2 separate regions of the Mus musculus genome follow, and region 1 is linked to region 2. A link is a loop called in an ENCODE intact Hi-C map of the cell type or tissue named here. Cell type or tissue: heart. All regions are shown on one strand.

Region 1 (5,000 bases), 240 kb after region 2:
CTGCATGTGTCTGTGAGAGGCAGGAAGGCTTTTGACATCTTAAATCCAGGTCTTCTGCAAGATGCCCCTGAGCTGTCTTTCCAGCCCCTAACCTAACATAGCAGGTGCTATTCCGTGGATCTTAGCACAACCACAATGCTGTTAGACATCCCTCTAACAATGGTTGTGAGTCTATATGAGGAGGCAGCGACAGCTGTCTGAGGAAGGAAGTGAGCCTGTTAGCAGGCTCTAGGGCTTTGAGGAGGGCCTCAAGGGATCTGGTGGGAAGAGTAGGTTCCAGGGCTTGGAGGTGCAGTGTCGGGGCAGAAAGACAGTGTGGGGCTCAAGGAGCACACTGATTCTGCATATGAGTGATCCCTGAGTGAAAGAAAAGTCAGGGGGAAGGAAGAAGACACTAGGTGAAATCTAAGAGCCCTTAACATCTACAGAGGTCTGGAGGAGGAAGAAGAGGAGGAGGAGGAAGAGGAGGAGGAGGCTGAAAAGTCCATGTAAGGCCAGAGGAAGGCCCCTTATGGCCAGGACTTCTCTCTCTGCTGGCCTGAGACACTGGAGGGCTGTGGCTATCAGTGTATGGACATGACTTTCTCGGACTTTAATGAGGCTTAGTTACTTTCCATTAATGGCTGGCTCTTTCTTTTCCATCTGCCTAGATGTATTGGGATGACATTGTAATTTAAACTTTCTCTGAGCAGAAGTGCACTCTGAGATCCCAGTGACACCAGTATCCAGAAGAACCCGGTACCTGGCCTAGGCCAGGGCTCCCCAGACTCTTTGATGAGCCCCTGCTAACCACACCCTCCCTGGAAGAGAGGCACATTGGTCAGGAGACATCTGGACTGTATCTTCCCTTTCCATGGTCTGAGTATCTGGGATGCAGGAATTCTTCCTCTGCTGCCTCTGAGCCTGATTCTCCCATGATTACCTCGTGGGCTTGCATTTCTAGCACAATACCCTTGTGCTTGGCTTTTGTGTTGAAGAGGCTGGGGGCTGCTTGCCTGGGACAGTGTAGATTGATCTCACACATGCCAATCTGGGTGACTATGGTTTGTTGAAAATCCTAAGGAGCCTGGGCAGGGATGGCAGGCAGGTTTCTCAGTGTCTGGTATGCGTTCCAGGAGTCTAGCCAACCCTGCAGTTCATGAATAGAGTGCATTCGTTAATAGAATTTTCTTTTACTGATTCATTTAGCTTTCAATTAGCATATAAAATGATGGAACGCAGGTCAAATTTCATAATGTTTCCCTCATGGTGATTCTCCTTCCCAACTCTGCCTGCCTCCAACACTTCCTCCCTCTGGTGGCCAGTCACCCTTGGAAAGTTCTGGTTCCCTTGTACCATCCCTTGGGGCTTGAGAGATGATGGTTCTGTGGCTAAGAACCATTGTGTCTCCTCCAAGAGGCCCTGCTCATAGCCACCTGCAACTCCCATCTCTAGGGGATGCAAGGCACTCTCCTGGCCTCCACAGGCAGCCCCCATTCCCCAGACACCTCGCATGCCCTGCATATAAAAATAAATCTTAAAAAATCGTATTTTTAAAGCAAAAACCCCTCCAAAGTATTTCATATATTTTACTCTTTGAAAATTTCATGTTTATATAATGTACTTTGATCATAGCCATCCACCGTTTTCTCCCTCTAGCTCCCCCTGCTGGCTCAGTTTTTCACTTTACAGCAAGCAGCTCCTCCCTGGGCCCTTGGTGTTAAACATAAGCAGGCACAGTTTTGCCTGTGGCTCCTCACCCAGTCATGTGCTGGGCTGATCTGTAGGTTTGATGTGTTTTCTTCTCTTTGGAGCCTCAATTGTGACCGGAATGCAGGAGTGTGGTGCCCCCACCCCACCCTACCCCATATATATATATATATATGCACATGTATATACATGCACATGAGGACCAATCCTCCCTATTTCCACTTAGGAATTGAATGCCAGAGCTCACACGCTGACAAAGCTCTTTCAGAGGTTGAGATCTCTAGAACCTTCTAGAAGTCATCTGGTCTTAGGTTTGGATTCCATCTTCCCAGATCACCCTTGCCAACCATAAGAAGGTAAGTATCATGGCAACGGCTACAGCATCAGCTGCTGATTCTTGTGCTGACCCACTGCCATCTCCACTATAACCACCTTCAAAGCCCTTGCCACCATCATTACAAACCCCCATCAGCACCAATCATTTACTCAGCAAACACTTGCTGTACATCTCTCTCGGGCTTGTGGTATACATATTAGGACGAAACCGTCTCCTGAGAACTTACACTTCAGGCGCTAAAGTTTGGGACCTGAAACCATAAGAAGGAAATTATCAAAAACGCTAGGATTCGATATGCACTATGGAAAGGAAGCAGAGAGCGGTAACGGCTGGAGGGCGGGGCCAGTGGCAGGCTACAGTTTCCTACAGCATGGTCAGCGGCAAAGACTGAGTCAAGATCAAAGTGAGGGATTTGACGGTACTCTCATCGTTCTTACTGAATTATTATTATTGTGTGATTTTTATACACGAAACACTTAATAAAAACAGTTTGGGAAGAGTCTGAAATGGCAAGGACAGACCTTCAACTTAAGGTTTAACTGTATGAACATTTCATGACGCTTTGGAGGATCCTTGCTGGGTTTCTTTCACAATGCTGCCCCCCAGTGTTCAGTGAGAGTAGTGCAGGATCAGGAATTCAAGCACTTACTGTGAGTCCCAAATTTCTCACCCAGATATTAGCAAACTATATTAAAGTTCTCAAATATACAAAAATATTATGAAATAAATATGTTTTAAATTTCAAATCCTCACAAGGGTGAAGCCACATTAAAAGGGACAGATTCACCTGAAATTCCCACAATTTGTAAAACTATAAGTAAAATAAAATTTATTAATTATATCAATAGTCATATGCACTTGTGATATTTATGGACACTATGTGTCACAAAATAGGCTGGTTATTCCCTTTAATTTTCTGTTAAACTTCACAATGTTTGATAAGGGAAGTATTAAAGCATTTTATATGAGACTCAAAAGATCATTAATACTCTATTCCTGGAACATATACATTAAGACTAATTAAAATGAGATTTACTTAGTTTCAACCCAAGGGACTAGATGTGATGGCGTCTTTCTTAAGCATCTAGAAAACATGCATGTTAAATTTCATAGTAAGTACTAAGTAAAAAGGGGTTGCTGGACATACCCTTAGTTAGAAACAACATTTGCATCCAACCCCCACACCAGCACCATGCTTTAAGAAAAAACAACAGACTCACCCTCGTGCAAGTTTGGAAAGAGACAGGTTGTCCATCCTGGAGGTGCAAAAGAGAAAGCCTTGGGCTTAAACTTAATGTAAAAGGGATAAAGTAACAGGACTCCAAAAGGCTTCTGAAGACCAGGGACTTAGACAAATGGAAATGCGAACTGTATGCTTAGACTGAAAGATTCCAAGTCGTAAACATAGCCAAGTAAAATGTAAGGTGAATGGGGCCATAATGCAATCGCCCATAAGGATTTGTGGAGGAGAGAACGAAGTTTATTACTTCTAAGGCTCACAAAAACATGAGTCTTTCATACTAAATTCATGATGAGCAGAGCTAATAATTATCTATCCTATACTTCAAAGTTACTGAGAATACATTTAAAATATTTTTTTCCTACAAAAACAAGAATGTGAAGTGATTTGTACATTAACTAAATTTGACCATCCTACATTATATTCATGGGAGGGTGTTTTGGTTAGGGTTTTACTGCTGTGAACAGATACCATGACCAAGGCAAGTCTTATAAAAAACAACATTTACTTGGGGCTGGCTTACAGGTTCAGAGGTTCAGTCCATTGTCATCAAGGTGGGAGCATGGCAGTATCCAGGCAGGCATGGTACAGGAGGAGCTGAGAGTTCTATGTCTTCATCCAAAGGCTGCTAGTGGAAGACTGACTTCCAGGCAACTAGGGTGAGGGTCTTATACCCACACCCACAGTGACACACCCATTCCAACCAGGTCACACCTATTCCAACAAGGCCACACCTCCAGATGGTGCCACTCCCTGGTCCAAGGATATTCAAACCATCACAGAGGGTCATGGTGGCGTATGCTTATAATGCCAGGCTTTGGAGGCTGAAGTAGAAAGACCATAGTTTATGGCCAACCTAGGCAACACAGGGGCGGTCTTAAAACAAAAACAAGACTCACCATGTACTCCCATAATACACTCAATTACTATTGGTCAATTCAAAAAAGAATAGCTAGAAAACCTTTTCTAGGAAGAATCATGAGATAGGATAATTCTACCAATTATTAAAACGTTGTGAAATTATAAGCATTTGAGCAAATTAGACAGATCAGTGGGAAGTATCTGAAAGGAGAGTCAAGAGGCAGGTTCATGCACATAGATTTTCCTGTATCATTATTATTAATTATGATTATTTTAAGAGATGTATCTTATTTTATTTTATACATGAGTGTTTGCCTGCATGTATGTCTATGTGACATGTGCTTGCTTGATGCCGTGACATTTCTTATACTTTAAAGATGGAGTTTTGAATTACTGGGGGCGGGGGAATGAGTAGTGGGACTTGGGAAACCTGCAGGCACCTGGCACTTTGCAAATGCGGCTGTGCCCTTTATCTTCCATAAACATAGACCCTAGATCCAGAGCTGGGAGTCTAAATGGTCACCCCGTAAATGTCCTTAATGACCTCAGAGGAATGATGATTTACAAACTATGACACGAAAACAGGAGGCCATTTTAAGAAATGCCTGACAAGCTGGCTCAGCAGTGCAGCATTTTAATCCTGGCACCTGGAAGGCTGAGGCTGGAAGGTCAGCGAATTCAAGATTAGCTTGGGCTACAGAGAAAGACTGATCTCAAGAACAGTGTGTCAAATTCTAATCACCATCAAGAAACGAGGAAGAAGGGCTGGAGAGATGGCTCAGCAGTTAAAAGCACTGGCTGCTCTTCCAGAGGTCCTGAGTTCATTTCCCAGTAACCACATGGTGGCTCACAGCCATCTATAACAGGATCCAA
Region 2 (5,000 bases):
TATTTGTAGTATACTCTGACAACAAACAAGCTTGCCAGTAACAAGGAGGTAGGGCTGTGGCACACTTGATTGTCAGATTAGAGTACCTGGTGCCAGTACCTTTTACCCTGATTCCTACCACTGAACTATAAACCCCTGGGACAAATTTCTATTCCAAGTCAGGAATGTAATCCCAGCCCTGTAATCCCCACACTCTGGAACCTGAGGCAGGGGGATTGCCTACACACACACACACACACACACACACACACAAGCACGCACGCACACACGCACCAGAATATCCAGGAACCCTTATTTCAAAAAACAAAAGCAAAACAAATTTCTGTTCCACCATAGCAGGCAGTGTTATTAGAACTGCGAGGGGGAGAACTCCCCACCTCTTCCAGCCAAGTGATGGCTTTCTTAAGACGAGGGGTCAACTCTCATCCAAGGCCCTAACTCAGTAACCTTCCCACACATCTAGTGTCTCAATGATTTAAGATTTAAAAGTAGCAAGTTTCCAAGAGCTTCAAAATCCTGCAGAGCTGTTGCAGAGTTCTCTGAGATCCTTCTAACCTTTGCCTGCCTCTGAGGTAAGTGGGCATGTCTCTCATGGCTGTCTTCCCTCCTCAGTTCAGTGGGGGATGCCCACCGTCTCTGCAGCTGGCGTCATTGGCATGCTCAGTGCCGTCGTAGCCAGTATCATTGAGTCCATCGGTGACTACTACGCCTGTGCCAGGCTCTCCTGTGCCCCGCCGCCGCCTATCCATGCAATAAACAGGTATGGCCCAAGAAAGACCTGCTCATCTAGCCTTGGGGAAGAAGCCAAGAGCTCTGGATAATGACAGACAAACCAGGATGGCCATTTGTCTTTGGCCAAGTCACTGCTTCAGCACCCTTCTTGTCTCACGGTGGCACAGAGCAGCATCCTACCTCCCTTCCTCCCAGTCTCTCCAGCTGAAAGGAGAGGTGGATATGTTCCTTATGAGTTTGAAGCCACTTACACATGAAACTCAGCAAAACAGGCATACATGTTGCCATTCTTTGCTTGGCTTTGAAAGTAGACACATTGTCTACTTTGATTTCTGTTGTCTTATTTTCCCAAATGCTCACCTCACCCTGCCCTGTCCCAAGAACTCAAATTTTAGGTTGTTTGTAGTAGAACAACATCTTCCTGGTTATATGGAGTCTACAGAGTTTTTTTCTGAGTTGAGGAAATTGTGTTTTTCTCCCATTCAGTCCTGGCCGCCAGAGTCAGGCCGATGGCAGGGCGTTTGTCTTGCATCAGACAGTAACTGCTGTAGGTGTGTCAGTGGATATATTTCAGTTGCCCTTCAGGATGATCTGTTCACAGTCATGATTCACAGAAACAGACAACAGGGAGAGGTGAAAACTCTGAAGATCAAGAGTCTGATGAGCTGTGGGGTTTGCACTTTTTTAGCTTCTGTAAGTGATTGGGGAACTGACCGTAAGGAAGGTACAGAGAAAGGAGCACAAGGCACCCCTCCCTGTCGTTGCCCCTCCAACACAAGTCAGCATGACTTGTACCCAGTGTGGGCAGGGGCTCTGTAAGGCTTTTCACAGTTCTCTCAAATAAAACTGCTACATGTGAGGAGACTGCTCATTTAAAAGTTTCAAAACAAAAAATTTTTTTCAGTAGTTACAAAGCAGTTTTTCCTAATGAAACTATCTTAATAGCAAAGAATCAAACTGATGTGTCTTACTTCAAAGCACAGCCGATGCTTCTTTTAGATTCAGTAGTTCTTTGGTTTCATTTGAAATTATTTTAAAGTATTTGTGTCTAATGGGCAGTGTGGAGCTAGCCTTCTTAGAGTTGCTGGGCATATGGGGAGTTGTCCTCAGCCCATCAGGGAAGGGACCTGAGATCCTGCAACTGCCACTGGTTAGCACCCCGCCCCTCCCAAGGGGGCATAATTCTTGTACGTTTCAAACATTAAGAGCTGGTTGCAGTGTTTCCCCAGGAATGACGGTTTCTCTTTCTCCCCCCCCTTTTTTTTTATACTTTTAGGGGTATTTTCGTGGAGGGTCTTTCCTGTGTTCTTGATGGCATATTTGGTACCGGGAATGGCTCTACCTCCTCCAGTCCCAATATTGGAGTTTTGGGAATTACAAAGGTATAAATGTTTTCCTAATTAAATGGCTGAGCATCTGTCTATTTCAATGACAGGTCTGACCTGACCCTTCCCTTGTGATTATCTTCCTTCCCCATCTCCTTTTCCCCTTGGATGAGTTTGGAGTGTCAGCTAGGAGACCTCTCCTCTCTGGGCCATCGGAGTAGCAGGCATCTGGGTATAGCTGTGGTGTCCTGCAGTCTCAGACATTGATTAAACTTGTGCCTGCGTCAGGCCTCTGTTTTAGGCGCTTGGGTGGGTGGTGCATGATGAAAAAGAAAGTTGGAGTTTACATCTGAATGAGGGAAGACCCCAGAATTCAACAGAGCATGTTGGATGAGAGATGCCTGTTACTACAGAAAACCATCTGTCACATTAAATAACGTCTCTGACTTCTGGGACAGAATCCCTTTTCAACGAAATCTGTGGAGTCACAGTGAAGCAGATCCTGGGCCTGACTCCTAAACTCATCTGACCCTACAAGCCCTCTACCAGACCCTAGTTACTGACATTAAACCTACAGCTGCCCCGCCCCCAAGCCTTACTTCTATACCTGTCAGCTTTATTATGCACAATTAAACTTCATGTCCAGCCAAATAGTGCTGCTTGCCAGGATGTTGTGGAGTACTGGTTGGCCCAGCAGCCATTGGATGTTGTGTAACTAAAGACTGTTAAGATTGGCTCCCCTTTCTTTATGGGTTGCATGAGTCATAAGTCTCCTTACCGGGGCAGCCAATCCGGAAGCCTTCCAGACCTGTTTGACCTCTAGCTCCCTGCAGGATTCTATAACCAGATAAAAAGAAACCCAGTACTGTTTGGTTCATCTTGATTACAAATCCGGGTGAGAGGGAGCAGCATCCAGATGCAGGAAGCACACCTGACTTGTTTGTTGATCTTCCCATAAGAGGCAGGGCTGACGTAAGCTCAACTTCACGTGTACCGATGGCACCATCTGCTGCCCATTGCTCCCAGCACATGGCTCGGAGGGAGGGAGACTTTATAGGTACTTCCTTCAGTGCCATTGCTGGAGTCCCAAGTGCTGCCTACGAAAGGCAGCAGATGTGGAGCCTGGGGAGCTGAAGGTACGGTCGAATGGGCACCGTGTGGATTAACCAGCCACCCCTGAGCCTCTCTTCTCCCATAAGCCTATGGGCAGATAAGTAGTTATAAATAGGCAGGTTGTAAAATTGCTGAGAGGGCCTTTTGTTTAACAAGCACCATCCTTCTGTATCCTTATAGAGGCCACAGAACAGCTAAGGTCACTGAAAGGAAACAAATACCCTTGACAACATGACCGTGGTGGCTCAGGGGGTGACTGATCCTTGAATGGTACAGCCTTACTGAAGTGGCACCCAACAGCACTGACTTTGTCATGCAGTGCAATTCCCAGGAGGCCAGAAGGCAGCCCCAGCGCCCCTGGGTGCAGAGCCCTAGGCAGCTGTGAGTCATCAAGCATGGGTGCTGGAAGAACAGGATGAGCTCTTAACCACTGAGCTAGCTCTTCAGCCCCATCATTTATATTGCTCGAATCCCTTATTTCTCCAGGCAGAAGCTGTATCCATTCAAGACACTCACAGTCAAGTCCCTAGTCTACATCTGCCTTAGAGCAGGGAGGTGGGGCTTGGAGCAGAAATATCTATGTGACCCTAGCCCTGTGGCTAGCTAGGAAGGCTCCCTGCTTGGGGTAAGCGGGTATGAGCTCTGCACTATATTAGACCTCTCATCCTGCTAAATGGCATGGGACAAACAACCTTTATGAGTAAGGCACAGCTTCTACGGCCTACAGTTCCAGGTCTAGATCCACACTGTCTAATATGATGGCCAGTAGCTTCATGTAGCGGTGTTCACTTAAATAAGTTAGTGTTACAGTTTCCCTTACCCAGTCACAATGACTGGCTCAGTCATATACTAGTAGACAACAGCACATTCAGAAAACATGTCCACTGTAGCAATCTTCTGGACAGACAGGGCTGAGCCAGTGAACCAGACATGGTTTGAAAGGAGGCTAGTCTGTCCTCCACCGATCTGCCTGCATTTTATGGCAGCTCTGCTGTTCCAGCTTTTATCCAGTTACTTCGTTCCTTGACTCGGAAATAACCTTCTCATCAGAGATGAGCTACCTTCCTAAGTGTGGGCCATGTGCCCCACAGAGAGGACAACAGAACACAAGCAGGATGTTGTTTCATCCTTTTTCTCATCACGGTCACAGCAGGTCACCTCTTTGGTCTCCGTGCCTTGGTCTGTAAAAGTAGCTAGCAAGATGTTAGAATACATCACTTGATACCAGTTTAGCATGGCTTTCTGGCGTGTTCCAAGTACTAGCTGTAGTACAGATACTTTCAAAGGCGCAGTGGGTAAGCAGACCAGCAGCCAGGCTCCAGCGTTTGCATTCTTAGGTCTCCCTTCACTATACCACCTTTTGTGGTCAGACAGCATAAGAGGAGGTGCTTCCACTAATGGAAGAGTGCTATATACGTGACTCAGGAAGGTAGAGTCACAAGTACTTCTGGTGAACTGTTTTGGGTGAAAAGTCATATGAAAAAAGTGGGAGAGAAGCAGGAACAGTGTGTATAACTGTTGCATCCATGATCCATGACTCCAGCCCATAAGGTCATTTCTCTCTCTCTCTCTCTCTCTCTCTCTCTCTCTCTCTCTTTCCTTCTTTCTTTCTTTCTTTCTTAAGAGTTATTTATTGATTTTATGTATATGACTACACTGCAGCAGTCTTCAGACACCCCAGAAGAGGGCATCAGATCTCATTGTGGGTGGTTGTGAGCCACCATGTGGTTGCTGGGATTTGAACTCAGGACCTCTGGAAGAGCAGTCAGTGCTCTTAACCACTGAGCCATCTCTCCAGCCCCCAGGAGCTCATTTCAACCAGGGGCCCTG

Evidence for each region. Peaks named below come from ENCODE experiments on the same cell type or tissue, not always from the same donor. Only the 100,000 strongest peaks of a DNase experiment are listed, where the experiment ranks them.
Region 1: a loop joins it to region 2, with 3 times the contacts of the local background. A loop is called at or near these places in 3 of 42 quality-filtered maps.

The regions. Positions count from the first base shown.
Region 1 is chr2:131,817,875-131,822,874 of GRCm38, reverse strand. 5330413P13Rik (RIKEN cDNA 5330413P13 gene) reads left to right here. Exons shown (of 3, transcript NR_029381.1): 3 at 1-2,869. Among named protein-coding and RNA genes, the nearest start is that of 5330413P13Rik, 27 kb to the left of the region's middle. In heart, CTCF peaks have their summits at 1,439, 1,651 (motif pointing left) and 2,633 (motif pointing left); a DNase peak (open chromatin) is centred at 1,684; H3K4me3 peaks cover 476 bases; H3K27ac peaks cover 670 bases.
Region 2 is chr2:132,062,478-132,067,477 of GRCm38, reverse strand. It overlaps Slc23a2 (solute carrier family 23 (nucleobase transporters), member 2), which reads left to right. Exons shown (of 16, transcript NM_018824.2): 11 at 613-760; 12 at 2,009-2,114. Among named protein-coding and RNA genes, the nearest start is that of Gm31179, 35 kb to the right of the region's middle. In heart, a CTCF peak has its summit at 3,083 (motif pointing left); no DNase peak of the experiment used is centred here.